2 separate regions of the Homo sapiens genome follow, and region 1 is linked to region 2. A link is a loop called in an ENCODE intact Hi-C map of the cell type or tissue named here. Cell type or tissue: PC-9. All regions are shown on one strand. Each heading gives the region's core, and the rest is flanking DNA. Links, peaks and the distances in the headings are about the cores only. Region 1 has its middle 5.6 kb from the start of SLC35F4. Region 2 overlaps CCDC198 (coiled-coil domain containing 198).

The links. A loop is a pair of places that touch in the nucleus more often than their neighbours do. Peaks named below come from ENCODE experiments on the same cell type or tissue, not always from the same donor. Only the 100,000 strongest peaks of a DNase experiment are listed, where the experiment ranks them.
Region 1: a loop joins it to region 2, with 8 times the contacts of the local background. A loop is called at or near these places in 17 of 110 quality-filtered maps.

The regions. Positions count from the first base shown.
Region 1 is chr14:57,867,239-57,876,127 of GRCh38, reverse strand. It overlaps a transcript of SLC35F4 not described here. Among named protein-coding and RNA genes, the nearest start is that of SLC35F4, 5.6 kb to the right of the region's middle. In PC-9, for the core only: CTCF peaks have their summits at 4,253 and 4,454 (motif pointing right); no DNase peak of the experiment used is centred there.
Region 2 is chr14:57,482,800-57,491,688 of GRCh38, reverse strand. CCDC198 (coiled-coil domain containing 198) reads left to right here. Exons shown (of 6, transcript NM_018168.4): 2 at 618-700; 3 at 8,538-8,624. LOC105370519 (a long non-coding RNA gene) reads right to left here and starts at 654. Exons shown (of 5, transcript XR_007064194.1): 1 at 1-654. In PC-9, for the core only: a CTCF peak has its summit at 4,732 (motif pointing left); no DNase peak of the experiment used is centred there; H3K27me3 peaks cover 184 bases.

The DNA.
Region 1 (8,889 bases), core at 1,462-6,461, 380 kb before region 2:
CCTCCCCATTTTGAAGTCAAAAGGTTTGGAATTACATGTCATGCAAAAGGTTGCAGTTTCTATTCAGACCAAATCTCGTTGTTGCAGGTAACCTTTTAATGCCAGATTTTGCTTAATGAAGTTACTTCCACATTGCTTCTGTTAACCCATGGTTGGAAGATTGCTTTGCTAATCTAGAACCCAGGAATTCTATCAAAAGACACATTCTGCAGAAAGGACATTCTCATCAAGTCTCTGATCAATCTGCTTAACAACATTGGCATTGATTTACATTAGTTGGATGTAGCAGAATCCAAGAATGGCCACAATTGTTTGCAGCAATCTCACCACGAGGCAGAATCCATTTCTCCACCTAATCAATCTGAGTTAACCTGCAACTTACTTTGGCCAATAGAATATGAAAGAAGCAAGTTCTGAGTCTAGGCCTCAAGAGGCTTTGCATTCTTAACTCTTACTCTTGGAATTTTGCTGCTGTCATGAATAAGCCTGGACTGAACTGCTGGGTCATGAGATATGTGGCCCAGTTATCCCAATCTCCCATCCACTAGACGTGTGAAAGAGCCTATCCTATTCAGTCCCCAGCTGATCTACCTGCTGACCACAAATGCATAAGCAAGCCCATCCAGGATCAACCAAGCCTGGCCAGATTAGTAGAACCATGCAAGTGACTAATAGTTCATGAGAAGTAATAAATGGTTGTTATTTTAAGCCACTAAGGTTTGGAGTTGTTTGGTATGCAGTAAAAGCTAGACAATAACACTACTATTTTGACGTTACTGCCGTGGTAGTAAGTCCTAGTGAATTTCAGAGCAGAGTAGGATGAAGAAAGGAAGGAAATTAGAGAAAAAGAAAGAAGATAGCATGTGCTTATCACCTTTGCATGCCCAGCTGATGATTTCTTTACCTGAACCAATGAAGAAACAAGTAAACAAGTCTCCTGAATATTTCAGTAGGAGATTACACATAAAGAGGAGATTCAAATCTCTAAATTAATTATAATTCACAAAAGATTTATCAAATTGAGCCCATGCTATGAATGGCAGTGAATGTTGACAATGTCAATTCCATAATAAGAAAAAATATATAATTCCATCCATTTACTCTTATCTAAAGACACCATGAAATCATTTATTTATTTATTTATTTATTTATTTATTCCACTGCCTCTTCCAAAAGATTAGGAGTAACAGTTGACAGATTGGATAAGTAGTCAGTTACTGATTACACCAGAAACATAACTCACACAAACTTTGGAAAATAGACATCGTCTTGGATTTAAATTTAACAGAACCCTTGATGGGCATTCCTTCTGTCTACCAAGCCCAGGGCTCAGCCAGAGGAAGACAGAAAGAAGGATAAGAAGAGAAGCATATGGTCTGATTTGGAAAGGTGGTGGGGAGGGATGGCAACATGAGTAGATTTGATTTGATTGCACATAAGGAGCAGTTAGAAAGCCACATAGCCGAAGATGGCATTGCACAGGGTCAGGGGAAAGATGATCCACTGAGAGTGAGAAGGGCTTCCAGAGACTCATCGAGGGGCCTCTGAACCATCTGTTTAGCCCTCTAGCCTCAGTTTCCTTCTTTGTAAACTTTGCACTGGGCAAGTTATTACATTTCTGGTCCTGAGACAAGTCAACCTATCTTGAGTGTTTGTGCCTTGCTCGTACTTTGAGAAAGTGATCCTAGGCTTCTGATGAAAACTTTTGTTTGTTACAATGATTTCTTCAACCTTTAATGTGTTTTGATTGCCTGGTATGTGACAGGTACTCTGAGAAGCACTGGTCATACCTTGGTGAACAAAATGCAGTCACCACCTTTGAGGAACTTAAGTATGCACTGTCGAGAAGATTACACAGCAGGGAAAGAGCTATTATGGAGCAAATACCTGGCTCCTCCAGGAAGGAGGATGGGGTTAGCAGAGAAGCCTTCCCAGAGAAGAAAATCCTTTTGAAACAGCTGAGGGAGGAGTAGTAGTAGTCAGATGAAGATGCATTTGTAGGGACTGTCCAAGCATGGATGTTCTTATCACTTGGCTCCACTGCATAGAAGCAAGTAATACTGATGTCCAAATAACTGTACTTAGAGCACTTTATTAGCTTAAGAATGTAAACATTTTAGGGCTACTTTGAGATTTTACAAAACTTTTTATGTGCTTGTTGTCATGGAGCCCTGTTTTATTATTTATGAGAACATGGAAAGACAGAAGAATTAGAGACCTTTAGTCAGGCTTCATCACATTCCATGGAAAGGAGATAATTGCGATTGCTAAAAAGATGGTGTGCAGGCAGGCGGCACACTCCAGCACATTGCACATAAAACAAGCCATGCTGGAGAATAAAGATCTGGGAAAGGGTTTCAGGGTTTGTCATGTGTGTGTGTGTGTGTGTTTGTATTCACTTTAATATTAGCAAATTATATTTCAGAACACTTGGAAAATGGAAGATTACTTATAATTTCACTCCTCTTATCACCATTTTTTGAATTTTGAGTATCTTAACTATTTTCCCCCTGCATTAAAAAATATGTAATTGTAGTAGACATCCGTATACAATCTAGAATTCTGATTTTTTTCACCACTTAATATTAGAACATAGGATTTTTCTCATCACTTTGTAGTCTTCATAGCAATAGCCATAATTTTAATATCTAAAGTGTATTCTACCCAATGGATACATTGTGATTTACTAAACCATTTTCCTATTTTTGGGACATTTGAGTTGATTACATTATTTTATTATTACCAGTGATGCTATGATGAATACCTGGGTGGCATAGGAATATGGAACTAGTAGAGACTTTAAATGTTACTTGAGGCTCTTTTCCCCCTTGGCGTTCAGAAGAGGACTTTGTTTTTTTCACAGCACAACTGGAGAGGTGCCAGCAAGATAGACTATAATGCAATTGACCCTTCGTGGGATAATGCTATGGGGTAGCCAGGGGGACATACGAAGTTCTGTTATACATTTATGGATTACAGGGGAGAATCAAACCCATAATTTCCACAATGGAAATATTTAACTTGAGGTTTATACAGCCCGTATCACTGAAACGGACAATGGAAAATGTGGCTGCAACTACTGTTACAGCTGCTGATATCCATTGCAGACATGGCCCAGGATTTCTCCACTTGGCTTCCCATTCAAAATTTGGAATGGATGCTGTGATTGGTGGAGCAGGGGTATGTGCCAGTGACCAAGTGAGGAGACTGGGAAAATTGGCATCTTAACCTGAGCTCTTCAGAAAAGAGAGCCTGAGGCAGAGGCAGGGTTTTATGTACTGGTGTATACATATGAGGGCATGTGACTGAGCTGACCATAGTTTAGCATGAAGACTGAGCAGTCTGACTAGTTGCACGATCTTGTGGGCAAGAGGCTGCAAAAGTGACAGCTTCTCAGGGAAGTCCATTCAGAATGGAATGGAGAATTTATACCCTAGCTCCTGTTTCCCATTGTCACAGGTTTGCCCAGTGTTACATCTGTCCCCTGCACTTTCAGGTTGTACGTGCTTGAGCCAAGCAAATGCATTTTCATGTCTCAGCACCAACAAGGAAATGCTGGTGCAGGAGGTTAGAGGTGCCCAGCATTGGCATGAGGTGAGGTGCTGTCAGGCTGTGTCTAGGTGAATCAATGACAATCCATACAGGGTGGTCACTGCAAAGGTGAGACAAAAGAAAATGAATTGGAGCATAAAAGTTATTTGGTGCGATCTTTTTAGCTTCTCTCTTGAAATGTATGCTCTTTCTGTCAGGAGCCTCCTCTCACATCAGCTGGGTACTAAAAAAAAAAAAGGATGAATGTCCACTTTGGTACCTCTGTATTATTTCAGGGCATTTAAAAAGCAAGTTCTACTGATGGGAATCACAGATACTGAAAATAATGATGAAATAAAACCTTGTGAATATATTTCCTGCAGATTAATAGTTCTTGAAATTAAAGACAAAGTCATTTCTGAAATTGCTTTTGGCAATAGTACTCATTCAAGATGTGGATGTATTGAACGTGTATTCTGGAGTCTGTGTTTTATGGATGCATTCTAACGAGTTTCAAATTTTGTGTTCTCTCTGGTTCTCTGTGCCACTCATAATGTTTCTTTCCAACAATTTGTTTTGTCTTCTCTATGATTTGTTGATGAATTGCTTCAAGAACTAGTGATCTTAGACATACATAGTATGTCTTTGGAAAACAAAGGACGAAGAGAATAGAACTTGAAAATTAAATGCAGTATTTATGGAAGGAATTAAAACTCTTCAATTACAGTTTTTAGTAACTTTACTTTGTATGTATCAGAGTCATCCTGAATGCTGATGGTCATGGGGCCAGAGGGAAAAAGAGAAAACCCTTGAGTGTCTAGTATTAGCTCTGACTGAGATGATAATTGCTTTTTTGTTCACAACCAGAATTAGTCACACAGCCCCACTACAACCACAAGGGGGCAGGAAGTGCAGTCCTGTGGTATGCCTAAAATGGGGGAGAACCATGACTATTTGGCAAACAGTAACAATGACTACCACAGCAGGGTTGGCATTTTTAGCAGTTAATGTTACAGAAAGCTTGTGTGACAAGTAATATGCAGCAGGTTTGAGGCTGTGGTGTGCATGGCATTTTTAGACGTTTAAATTACAGAAAGGCTTATTTGTAAAATGAATATGTAGCAGGTTTGAATGTATAACCACCAACACAGCTGTTCAAAAGGGTTTAAAAAAATCTTTATTTGCTTTAAATTACTGTAAATCTTACTCTGAGTCCCTATTCCTCATAAAAATAGTGGGAAATGCAATCTCAGTCTTGTTGGGGCTCCCCTGCTGCAGAGTTATGCAGTCAGGGGAGATCTTTGGCTTAGCTCAGCATCAAGGAGGTCTGATCTTCAGTCCACTGGGCACTGCTGAAATGTGCAATAGTCAAGCCCACATGTGATCCCTCTGGGGCTGGGGACTCTGCTGCTTCTGGACAAGCTGGGAGGCACCAGAATATCTGCTGAAGCTGGGAAGCCTAATGGCTAATGGGCCTGCCTCCCATGGGGCATCACACTATGATCCCTCTGAGGCTGCTCCACTTCACCAAGCAGGACCTGAGTGCCTCCCACACCTGGGGATTAACAGCCTCGGTCCCTTTCCTAGTATGAAGTAAACTCTTCCTGTGCTCATGCTTCCTTAAAGGACAAGAAGAGCTGCTGATCTTGAGCAGCTTCTCTTTCTGCAAAGCACTGAACTTCTGAAGCCACTTATTCCATTGGCACACAAGGTCTGCCTCACGTGATCATTACCCATGGTTGAAAGAATTAAAGGAGACCTGTAAAAGCAATTGCCACAGTGAAGCTCCAAGAGTGTGAATGGAGAGTGAAAGTGTAAATCAACTTCAGTAAAAAACAATGGACAGAGCAGGGGCAGGGCTAGGAGAAGAAAATTAATATTTATTGTGTACCCACGATGTGCCAGGCCTTCGTAAAATATTTTAATATGTGATCTCACTTAACCATCACAGCAATACTATGAAATAGAGAGTATGAGCCCATTTTACAGAGGAGGAAACTGAAGCTCAAAGCGTTCTATGTCTGCATAAAAATAGTACTGATAGCTAATATATATGATGCTTACTATATGCCAGTCACAGTTATAAGATCTTTATGGGTATAAACTCATTTATTTCTCATGATAGTTCCACTATATAGGTGTATATTTCTATTTTAGAGATGAGAAAATTGAGTCATAGAGATTTCAAAAGATTTACCCAAGGTCACGCAGCTAGAAAATGATGAGGTCAGAAATGACTCCTGGCAGTCTGCTCCAAAGTCCGTGCTTTAAACCACTGTGCTGTACTGCCGAGTACAGTATAATGCTGTAGGGAGAAGGAGAAAGAGAAAGACAGAGACAGAGAGAAACATACAGAGAGATAGACAGACACACACAGACTCAGAGAGACAAAGACAGAAAAACAGACCGAGAGAGAGGGAGACACAGGGAGAGACACAGACACACACACACACACACACACACACACACACAGATCATAGACAAATTCTAAAATTTGAATATATATGTTGAAATTACTTAAGACTTTCTCCAAAGAGGTTCAGTGCCTTTCCAAAGAGTTGAGCCTCAAAATTAGTCCTGGGATGCAGCCTGGCACCTGAGGCCAATGAAGAGTGGACTCTGCCCTGTCTTCTCATACAGACACCCAGCCCCTTTGAGCTGAAAGGTAAATTAGCAATGTCTGCCATTGCCTACTATTGAAACAGAAAGGCTGTGTCAGCATTCCAAATGGGGTGGCTGATGACTTGGCAGTTAAATACTCAAAACAACTTCCCTGAAAATGGAATATTAAGAGCATGCTTTTTCTTTCTCAGGTGCCATTTCTTATCACCTGGTTGGCTAGAAGCCAGATGCTTTTAAACACTAACACTGTTTAAATTTCTTGGGGTCAACTCTTTGTAAACAGTGCTGGTGTTTGTACAAAGTAACATTGGCCCTTGACTATAAAAGCTTAAAGATTCTTGGCTTTCCAAGCAGCCAAGTTACTTTTAGCCCAAGGAGATAGGTAAAATATACTAATTTCCCAGAGGGGAAAAAGATCATTTCCCCTTCTTTCAGCATCTTTCAGTGGTAACTTCAAATAGGTGAATAGAAAGATTAGGTGTCTTATTCCTGCCATAAAAAGACGACTAAAGCCCAGATTTTCTGATCCCTTTCTGCTAATTAAAGTACAGAAGACTAGATTCCATGGATTTTATTTTACTAACCCTTCCAAAGTGTATAGACTGATATGGTATTTTCAGACTGCTTATCTTTGAATAAAATTTATACCCAGTGATCATATTTAGTTTTAATGTTATTACTTGGTATAGCTATTCTAGCATCAGACACAAGGACTGTAAGTGATCATCCCATGAACTACTTTACAAATGATTTGGCTTTTTTTAAAAAAAAAAAAAACCACAACACGTGAATACCTAATTGTATACTCAATTAGTATAAATAGCTAATCTGATTTGATCAGATGATCAAAATCCATATGGCTCATATATCAAAACTCATCTGGGATCACAGATAGATACCCTCTGCTTGATGCATTAAAAAATTCCTGAAGAGCGCACAAAAAACAAATTTTGTTTTATAACAAATCGAATTATAATTTACAACTACTAGAGAAACTGGCTATGTGAAGGGCTATCATGATAAACTATTTTATGAATCAAATAATGACCTTCAATCTTCATTTATTAAGTTGTGTCTTTTCTTTATTCTTTCAGAATAGATTTGAGGCATACATTGCAACTCATAGTTTGTAAATTTGAATATTTGGGTTTGTGAAAACTGGTAGACTAAACATGCAAACATAAAAATGCTTTAAAAGTTATCCTTCCTTCCGCCGGGCACGGTGGCTCATGCCTGTAGTCCCAGCACTTTGGTGAATCACCTGAGGTCAGGAGTTCGAGACCAGTCTGGCCAACATGGTGAAACCCCATCTCTACTAAAAATACAAAAAAATTAGCTGGGCGTGGTGTCGGGTGCCTGTAGTCCTAATTACTCCGGAGGCTGAGGCATGAGAATCACTTGAACCCGGGAGGCGGAGGTTGCAGTGAGCCGAGATTGCACCATTGCACTCCAGCCTGGGTGACAGAGTGAGACTTTGTCTCAAAAAAAAAAAAAAATTATCCTTTCTTCAAAATAATTTCTGTAAATTGTTAATAACGTCTAAAATGACTATTGAAAGATTAAAACATCTTTTATCATATATGCCAAGAGTGTTCATGACTAGCAGAAATTTACCTTTGACTGTTTATCAATTTATAATTGTAGGATTTCAGTTCCTTCCATTAAAAGTGTGGCCTAGATTATAGCACTTGCTGGCATTTACTATTTTGGTCATCCTATTACAGATGATTATAGAGAGATTTGTAAGTGCTTTGCTATTTTAAAATTTATTTCCAGGTCAGTCTGAAAATTTTTACTTTTTCAAAAGAAAACATAGACTCTTGCGGGTATGTTTACATTGTAGTATTTAAATTTATGCTGAATTTACTGTTTATATGAATGATCAGATCCAGTTAAATACATTTTTATCTACTTCTATGGAGATTTATGAAAATAAAGCAAAAGCAGGAAGAAGGTAATGACTTACACGGTAATTGTTATTTATAATTTAAGTACATTAATTATGGCAAGATAAGTTATAAGCAATGGGAAAAACCACTTGTTTTTAAGTCTGCATATGTGTGTGTGTATGTATGTGTATACATATATATTCCTGTTACATCAGAAGGTTTTTGCTTGAATTGTTTCCTAATTTCTCTCTTACTGATATATATATTAATGTGCTATGGATTATGATGGCTATTATCAAAATATATAATATATGTAATATTGGAAAATTTATCTTTCATAGAAACTTCAAACAAAAGTGACATTTAAAATTATATGTGATGAACACATTTTACCATGTGCAATACATGCATTTGATATAATTTTGCCACAGAAATAATAAAACTAACAAAAGTGTGCTGAATATTATTTCACGTGGGGGGGGGTGTAAAGGCATAACGCTTTCATTTTTGCTTTATATGGCTAGCTCCCCATCACTGCACTAGTGTTGGTTTTTCCTTTTAGTTCCTTTTGACCTTTTAGCTCTTTCCACCCTTCCATCTTTCCTAGCCCAGAAAACAGGTGTAGGAGGAAATTGGTTTCTTTATGAACTCTCCTTCCAGCCACAATAATCTCAGATTGACTCCACTCTCAAGATCCCGTGCTAAGCTTTGTGTTTGGATGAAAACCCAAAACATATTGTAAAATTTAATATTGCGTTTTCATATGCTTAAACCTAATTTACCTTTTAGAAAAAAAATTTGCATATTTCTTCCTTCTTAAGGGCCCACACACAATGTGGAAAATGCT
Region 2 (8,889 bases), core at 1,931-6,930:
AGCCTCTCTGTTTCCTAATAGAGGCTTAACTCTGTATCCCCAGCTTGTTTCATCAGGAAAGAATATTGATATGCTGTATTACAGTGGCAACCTGTGGAAATTTTTTTCACTAAAGGGGCTATTGAATTGTGTTCACACGTACTCCATTTCTTTCTCATCTCTGTATAATCACCTATCTATCTATCATCTATTTCATCTAAGAAGATTGTTTTCATTTTTTAAAGTTATATATTTTTCTGATGTCTTATATTTCAGGGAGGAGATTTTATGGAATTAAAATAAGTCAATAAATTTCTATTTTCCAGGCCAAATTCTGTTTGAAAAATATTTGCAGTCAACATATTGGTAATTTTGTAACTCTCCCCCTAAGTATGAACCTGAGTAGGAAGTTAGGAGAGCAGATATTAAATCCTGGGTCCAGACTAAAATAGTGTCATGTGCACTAATGTAGGTTCCCTGCTTTCTGTGTTTCATCTCCACATTCAACCCACAGGTTAGACATATATAACTGAAAAGGTACAAAATTGTGTTGACAAAGTCTAGTAACTAATGATTGCCTGATTTAATAGTAAATTATATTTAATGTTTTATTCCTGTTTCTTCCCCAATCCTTCAAGCATCCAGAGACATGTATTTTGACATCCCACTGGAACACAGAGAAACAAGTATTATTAAAAGGCATCCACCCCAAAGACTTCAAGTAAGATGAATTTAAAAGGCTTCATAAGGAATTTCTTGGATAAAATGGTAACATCCCTTTTTAAACTATAATCATCAAAGAGGGATATTGATAAGGACCAAGCTATTAATGAGAATGTTCTTAAAGAAAAATGTCATCAATCGCAAATACTCTATTACTTTAAGATTTCCTTTAGCAATGATTTCGCTTTTAAGACCAGCCACCGAAAGAAGCTAGTAGCAAGGACATAGATACCATGGAATTCAAGAGGCTTGAATCTAGCACTGATTAGTTGGGTGACTATGGGAAAACAACTTGTAATAAATAATAACAGCTACTACTATTTAATTACACCCTACTACAAGTCAGATACTATACTAGGCAATTCAATCTATGTCATTCATTTAATCTTCTTAGCCACCTATGAAAAAGGAAGAATTATCTTTGTTTTATACATGCTAGTCAGAGAGTTCAGTAACTACCCCCAAAGACTCACAGAGGCCAGATATCAACCAGGTCTCCAAAGTCTGTACTCTTAACTGTCAGCATAAGTAATTTCTATAGTCCTTCTATCTTTAACCTTTTATTGTTCTAGATGTTAACTGGTTGTTTAAATTCGGGACACTGGATTCCAAGGAAGCAAAGCAAGAGCTTTAAACGCATTCACCCCAATAAATATTTAATGGGTTCTCTGCAGCTAGCTATACATTTTAAGAACTCTCAACCTAGAAAGGGAATGGGTAGATTGGAGTGGTCCTTGAAAATGAGCATCATTGGAAGGAGGGTTTGGGGCTCTCTTGTGAGCAGGATCTATCACTGACATTTGAAGCCAAATCCCACCTGCTACACAATTCACCCAGATGCCTGGACCAATCCCAGGGGTACTGGAGCTCATTTGTTGGGGATTATTTCTGTTTCAGTTGGTTTTTATTTACCTGTCTTCTGCAGAAGCTCACAGCCATTATTTGAAGTGATTGTATCATTTTGTCTCAAAAGAGTATCTTTTCCCAAAATATTAGAAACTATAAAATCATTATTTAGATAAAGAAAAATAAAATGAAATATAACAAATTAATATCTAATTTACAAGTTTTTACAAATCCTCTAGGTAAACAGGGCAGTTTAAAATGTGTTTTATTCCTAAATCAAATACTTCCTTTCAAAGGATGAGTTTAATACATGTTTCTGTGAAGCCTCTAAGCTGATTAGTTCAAATAGAAGATATTACTCTAGTAAAAAATATTTGTCTAGTACTTTATAGCTCACAAGTACTTTTTATATCTATCAGTCCTAAACAAAGGAGGTTAGGTTTTGATTTTCTCAATAGTCAAACAAGGTCAAAAAGAGAACATTGGTATTTCAGAGTCAAACACTGCACCACCACCCCCATACACACACACCCTAACCAACCATCTTAAAAACAAAGAATCAAGACAAATGAATTATTTCAGTGCAAAGACTGTGCCTTTTTTTTCTTCAACTTTTAAGTTCAGGGGTACAGGTGCAGGATGTGTAGGTTTGTTATAAAAGTAAATAAGTGCCACGGTGATTTGCTGCACAGATCATCCCATCACCTAGCTATTAAGCTCAGTATTCATTAGCTGTTCTTCCTGATGCTCTCCCTCTCCACCAACCCTGACAGGCCCCAGTGTGTGTTGTTCCCCTCCCTGTGTCCATATGTTCTCATTGTTCAGCTCCCACTTATAAGTGAGAACATGTAGTGTTTGGTTTTCTGTTCCTGAGTTAGTTTTGCTGAGGATAATGGCTTCTAACTCCATCCATGTCCCTGCAAAGAACATGATCTCGTTCCTTTTTGTGGCTGCATAGTATTCCATGGTGTATATGTACTACATTTTCTTTATCCAGTTTATCACTGGTGGGCATGTAGGTTGATTCCATGTCTTTGCTATTGTGAACAGTGCTGCAATTAACATATGCATCGATGTATCTTTATAATAGAATGATTTATATTCCTTTGGGTATATACCCAGTAACGGGATTGCTGGGTCAAATGGTATTTCTGCCTCTAGGTCTTTGAGGAATCACCACACTGTCTTCCACAATGGTTGAACTAATTTACACTCCCACTAACAGTGTAAAAGCATTCCTTTTTCTCCGCAACCTCTCCAGCATCTGTTGTTTTTTGGCTTTTTAATATAGCCATTCTGATTGGTGTGAGGTGGTATCTCATTGTGGTTTTGATTTGCATTTCTCTAATGATCAGTGATGTTGAGCTTTTTTCATGTTTGTTGACTGTATGCATGTCTTCTTTTGAGAAGTGTCTGTTCATGTCCTTTGCCCACTTTTTAATGGGGTTGTTTGTTTTTTCCTTGTAAATTTGTTTAAGTTCCTTGCAGACTCTGGATATTAAACCTTTGTCAGATGGATAGACTGCAAAAATTTTCTCCCATTCTGTAGGTTGCAAAGACTATGTCTTATTCAATCTTATGTCTTCAGCCATTAATACTTAATATGAGATCCACAAAGGTTTGTGAGTAAAATGAATGAGTAAATGAATGACAGTGAGACCCATCATCCCTGCTGGAGGGGGGATAAAGCACTCAAAGTGCACTCCCTGCTACTGCAGACCTGTAATCACTGTATTAGAAGTCTGTACCATCACTGTAACATGACTGTATTAGAAGTCTCATTGACTAGCAAAAATAACTAACATGATTAATCAAAGGATATAGGAATGTTTTATTGAACCAAAGATCTGGGAGACACCTAAGCTTCAGGGAAGAATTATACCTTGCAACCTGAAATGCAGAGCTCTCTCAATCCCTAAGTTCTTCTCTGTGCATTTGCTATACTCTTTCTCCCCAAAGATCAGTTTTTTCTGTTCTTCAGGTACACAATGAAATATGGCCACCCTGAGCTTGTATCTTACAGTTCCAGTCAAATGGACAGATTGGCCTTTTTGACTCCAATTCCAGATTCCTAGGAGAAAGGATATCGGCTCAGCTTTGCTCATGATTTCAGCTCTGGTCCAATGAGCTATGGCCAGAGGATATGCTCATGCAGTAGATATGTGGGCAGAGTCATCTCCCCTGTAGACTCTGAAGTCAGCTCCCAGAGAGGAGGGAAATCACTAGAAACTTGGCAGACACTCCCAAAGAGATCAGCTATAATTATCTTCACAAATGAAGCTCAGCACATTTTCCAGCACAAATGAGTTTTTGAGAGAATAATACATGCTGGGTCCTCATGACATGCTAATTAATAGCCTAATTTCTGCCAAAGAAAATTCTAAAATTATTTTAAATTATTAAACCAAATCTAATTGTATGCTAAATTATTTGAGATATATTTTTGGCACCTTCTACTTCCTAAACATCTACTCCTCAAATAAAGAGCAAGTCATGAACTAGCGTTATCCAGCCTGGAGCTGAGAGGCTTTGAGAGCCTCTGCCAGGGAACTCCGAATCAAATGGGCCTTTTTATTGAGGAGTTGATTAGCACTGTCCCCTCTGGCCTGATCACCTTCTTATCCAACCATTTCAGGTCTAGCTTAAATTGGAGGTGTTTCCCCCACACATATAGTGTGTCCTCAGATGATCTCCTTGGATAACTCCCTCATCTTCAAATATTTGTTCAAATCTCACTGTCCCTATAAGACCCACCCTGACCAATCAATTGACATTGCAACCCCCATATCAGCACTCTTGAGTCCCCTGGCCCTTCACCAGATTCCCAAATCTCCTAGCAGACGCTTCAACTGATTATGCTGATCATTTGTTTTGTTTGAGAAGTCAAATAATCCAGAAGTCTTTAGACAAATGATACTTACATTATAAAGTGAAAATAAGGTGTCATTCTAACCGATTCTCTGGTAGTTCCTTCCATTGTGTTCTCTTTGAAGATGATGAAGTGAGGCATCTCACTTCCTGGGCAGGGAAAAGGAACATGCACACAAACCCAGAATTCTGAGGCAATTTCATCTGACTGGTTAATTTAGCAGAAGCCAATTTCACCAACAATTTTCTGCAGTGCTTCTCAAATCAAGTGGCAAAGGATTTAATGAAGAGATCCCAGGTGCAATGTTAGTTGCTGCCATCTAGTGGCTTTTGTGAAGGAATAGTGTGATTCCTTGGGCTCTTTTCAAACGCCAGGGAGAAACTCAACCTGGAGAGAGTTCTTGAAGATATCTACCACTGAACCCTTATTAGAATTGTGTGTTTAAATAGAAAGGCTGAAAATGGAAGAAAGAGATCTGTGAAACTACATATTTATACTATCAAAGCAAAAACTTGGTCCATGAATTTATGGATAGATTAGTTTAATAAAACTAAAAATTCTTGGCTTCTTCAGACTCAATTTTTCAAAAATATTCCACATAAAAAAATCCTCCGTAGTCTATTATGATGTCGTTCCTTTATTCACTTAAGGCAATGTGGAAGTCAATGGCCCCCAACCTAGAAAGAAATCATCAGAATCCCTGGGAGAGTTTTGAAAATATTTATTTCCAGGACATACCCCAGACCTGTTGAATCTCAATCTCTAGTGAAGGGGCCAAGAATTTCTTTTTTTTTTTTTAATCCCGGAAAAGTCTGATGATAAGCCATTTTGGATAACATATAGTGCAGAAAAGAGCTTTAGATTTGGAGCTGGACACACTTGCGCTTAAATCCTGGAGATGCCACTTTCTAGCTGTTCAACCTTGGACAAGTCAGCAACCTGTCTGAAATGGGGAATCTTCGTAATTATCCACGGAGTTCACATGAAGATTGAATGAGATTACATATTTATAACCCTGGGCATGGCGTGCAGTAATGGCTGCGAAGGCATATAGGCCTAATGAGAAAGAACCAAATCCTGAACACTCTCCATGTCCAGAGGATGGCACAAATATTTGTTCTCCCCAGCTTCCAGAAATCCCCCTTCAGTCATTCCTGATTCTTCCTCCCATAGGTGCCTTGAGGGGCTCCTCTCCCTTGGCCTCCCCTCCCCTTCTTCTCCTTCCCCTTTTCTTGCAGGGTTCTGACTTGATCAGAAGCTGCCTCTTGTGCCAGCAGGTCCCATTTGCTTTGCATCTTCATGTCCTGCAGAGTTAAGACTCAGGGAACAGACAAACTCCTCTTACTAGGATTGATCTCCTCTCATTACATCTTTGCTAAGTTATGTTAAAAGACCCACTTCCTCCTCTGAGGTGAGAATGGAACAGAGAACCACTTCCCACCACAAATGCAAATTACTATCTGGTATATATCTAACACAAAGATGAGCTCTTCCCCCTTGTTGTCTCTTCTTTGTCTCCACATCCTTTGCCCTTCTTCTCTTCCTTACCAGGTCTACTTTGGGCTGCTCCAGCAGAAAGGACTGCTGGGTGCTCTCCAGTCCAGGACCAGGGACCTAGAAGTGGTTGTACAGGGAAGTAGTGGGGAACCCAGGTCATGCTCCCCATTACAAGTGCTGAATATCCAGTATCTATCTTCCGTGGTTCCACTCTCTCTTTTTATTCTGGTCACCTTGAAAGCCAAGTTAACTTCCAAATCTACCCCCTTAATAATGCAACAAATCACACTAAAACTAAACCATTTTAAAGTAAATTAGCATGTGCCTTCAGCGTTGGACTAAGGTGGGAGTAGGGCTCACACTCTTTGCAGCAGCATGATGTCCTCATGGTTTTCCTCCTACTTCTTGAGCCATCACTTCCCAGTCTCCTTGGCCAGCTTATTCCTGGGCACCAGCCTCACCACTGGAACTCCTGGAGTCTGCAGTTGTTGGCTCTTCTCTTCTCACTCCTGACCTTGCCCATGACCTGGGCTTCACTCATGCTCTACTCTGGGATTATTCCCCAAAATCTCCAGCACAGACCTCTCCTCCCAAGCTCCCTGTATAACTCAACATCTACACTGGCCTGTCTTAAAGGTGTCTCAAACTCAATCTATTGCACACCAAATTTGTATTTTCCTTCTACATCCTACCCAAACTAGGTCTTCCTCTGGATTGCCCATCACAGGGTATGATAACACCCTCCATTCATTGTACTGTGGACTCTACTCCCCTTTACTAACCATAATGAATCTTGTTTGGTCAGCTTTAAACATTTGTAGAGCTCATCAATTTCCCTCTCTCAACCCCAGCCCATCATCTTTGTCCTCTTAGCTGATCTCTCCACATCCATAATTATTCCTTCCTAGTTTCCACACTGCAGCCAGCATGACCCTTTTTAAAAAGCAAATGTACTCGTGTCACTCCTTTGCTTAACGCATGTCAGTGTCTTCTCATTGCTCTTAAGGGACCACTATCTTAATGGCCTGTCAGGCCCTGCATGACCTGGCCCCTGCCTCACCTCTCAGCTCATTCCAAGCTGCTGTTTCACTTACTGTAAACTGCAGCCAACCAATTTCTTTCCATTCCTTCAAGAGATCATGATCACTCCCCACCTCAGGGCTATGGCACAACTTAGTCCCTTAAAAACTCCCAATCTTCCAATTTCTACTAAAAAGGTACTACCTTAAGGCACTTTCTTGAACTGCCTCCCTAGCCCTTTCCCTCCTGCCTTAGTTTGCTAGAAGACTGAGATCAAGGTGTCCATAGGGTTGGTTCCCTGTGAGGCCTGTGAGGAAGATCTGTTCCACGACTCTCTCCTAGCTTTAGGTAGTTTTCTGGCACTCTTGGGTGCTGTTCATTGGCTTGAAGAACCATCGCCCCAACCTCTCTCTTCATCTTCACATCGTGTCCTGCCTGTGTGTGTGTCTGTGTCCAGATTTCCCCTTTTTAATGAGGACGTTATCATATTGAATTAGGGGCTTGCCCTACTCCAGCATGACTTCATCTTAACTAATTATATCTGCAATGACCCTATTTCCAAATAAGTTCCGATTCTGAGGTATGGAGGGCTAGGGCTTCAACATATGAATTTTGTGGGGAGGCACAATTCAACCCCTAACACACCCTGTTTTTCAGGTGGAGTCCTTCAGTTATGTAGTGTCATAGTTCTGCCCTGCAGATTTTTTCTGCCCTGCAGGTTTTTTCTGCCCTGCAGTGTAATTATCACTTGAATAATCACACAAGCAAATGTACATCTATTATGCATAGATTGTAAGCTCCATGAGGGGCCACATCCACTTTTGGTGACCGTTGCATCCCCATGTCTGGCATGTAGCAGTCATTAAGTAGTCACTGAAGGAACACATAAACTCTGTGGCCCTCCACGTTCCCCATTGCATGTCAATGTCAAGAGACCAGACTTTGTCTCCCAAACCTGCTTGATCACTTCTCAGTGATCAAGATCCGGCTGGAGGCAGACCGGTTGACATGAATTGCTGCCCAGTCTTAGTGACCCCCTGAAATGCCAACATGATCTCCCCTATCAAGCCAAGCCCCTGCTAGAAAAGGACATCTCTAAAATGTGTTAGCACACTGCAGTTTCATTTTAAATGTGTCTCATAATCACCAGTGATTACTACTAAGGAGCTTCTCTAGAGATCTTAAAAACAGATTGCTTCCCTAAGGGCTGGAATAGTTCAGCTGGGTACCTAAGGGATGTGTGAAATAAAATAAATTCCTAGCGCCTCTTTTATCTCTAATATTCTAAGATCCTGGTGGTTTGATAACTTTGGACATGGTCCCTTAATGCAGACAGAAGAGTATCTTAGTCTCCTAACTCTCTGACCAACACTTAGATCAATAAGGCACTGTCGACAGTGCACTAGAATAATAAAGAACCCAGATAGGTTGAAAAGCCCTTTGTACCAATATAACTGTAATGCTGTTAGAATCACCTTTCCTGTATGCTCTCAGAAATAAGTGCCGCTTTTGCAAAGTGTTAAGATAATTTAATGTCTGGCTTTTCTGTTTCATCATCTCATGGCATGAGGAATGCTGACTGCTCTAAACGTTGAACTTCTAGAAGCTTGAACCCATTGACTTGCCACGAGTAATTACTTCAGGAAGACTCCTGAGCCAGCGAGAAGCCAGGACAATGCACAAAGCAAAGGTGAGCTGCAGCAGTAACCTGACAGGGAGGTGAACTGGGGGTGGGCGACACAGGATTGGGGCACTGGAGCACACTGGTCCTTTCATGCACTCTCTGCATGGAGGAGTTCAAAGACAAATCAAACTGTTAAGTCATTCAGAGTGAGAACTTTTCAAAGCTATTTATTCTCTTCTGTGCATGCCTCCAACTGGCAGTGGCTATTACCTCTTGCATGAGCTCTGCACCCTTTTCTGCTTTGTGTTGAAAACCAGGGCAATGTAGATGA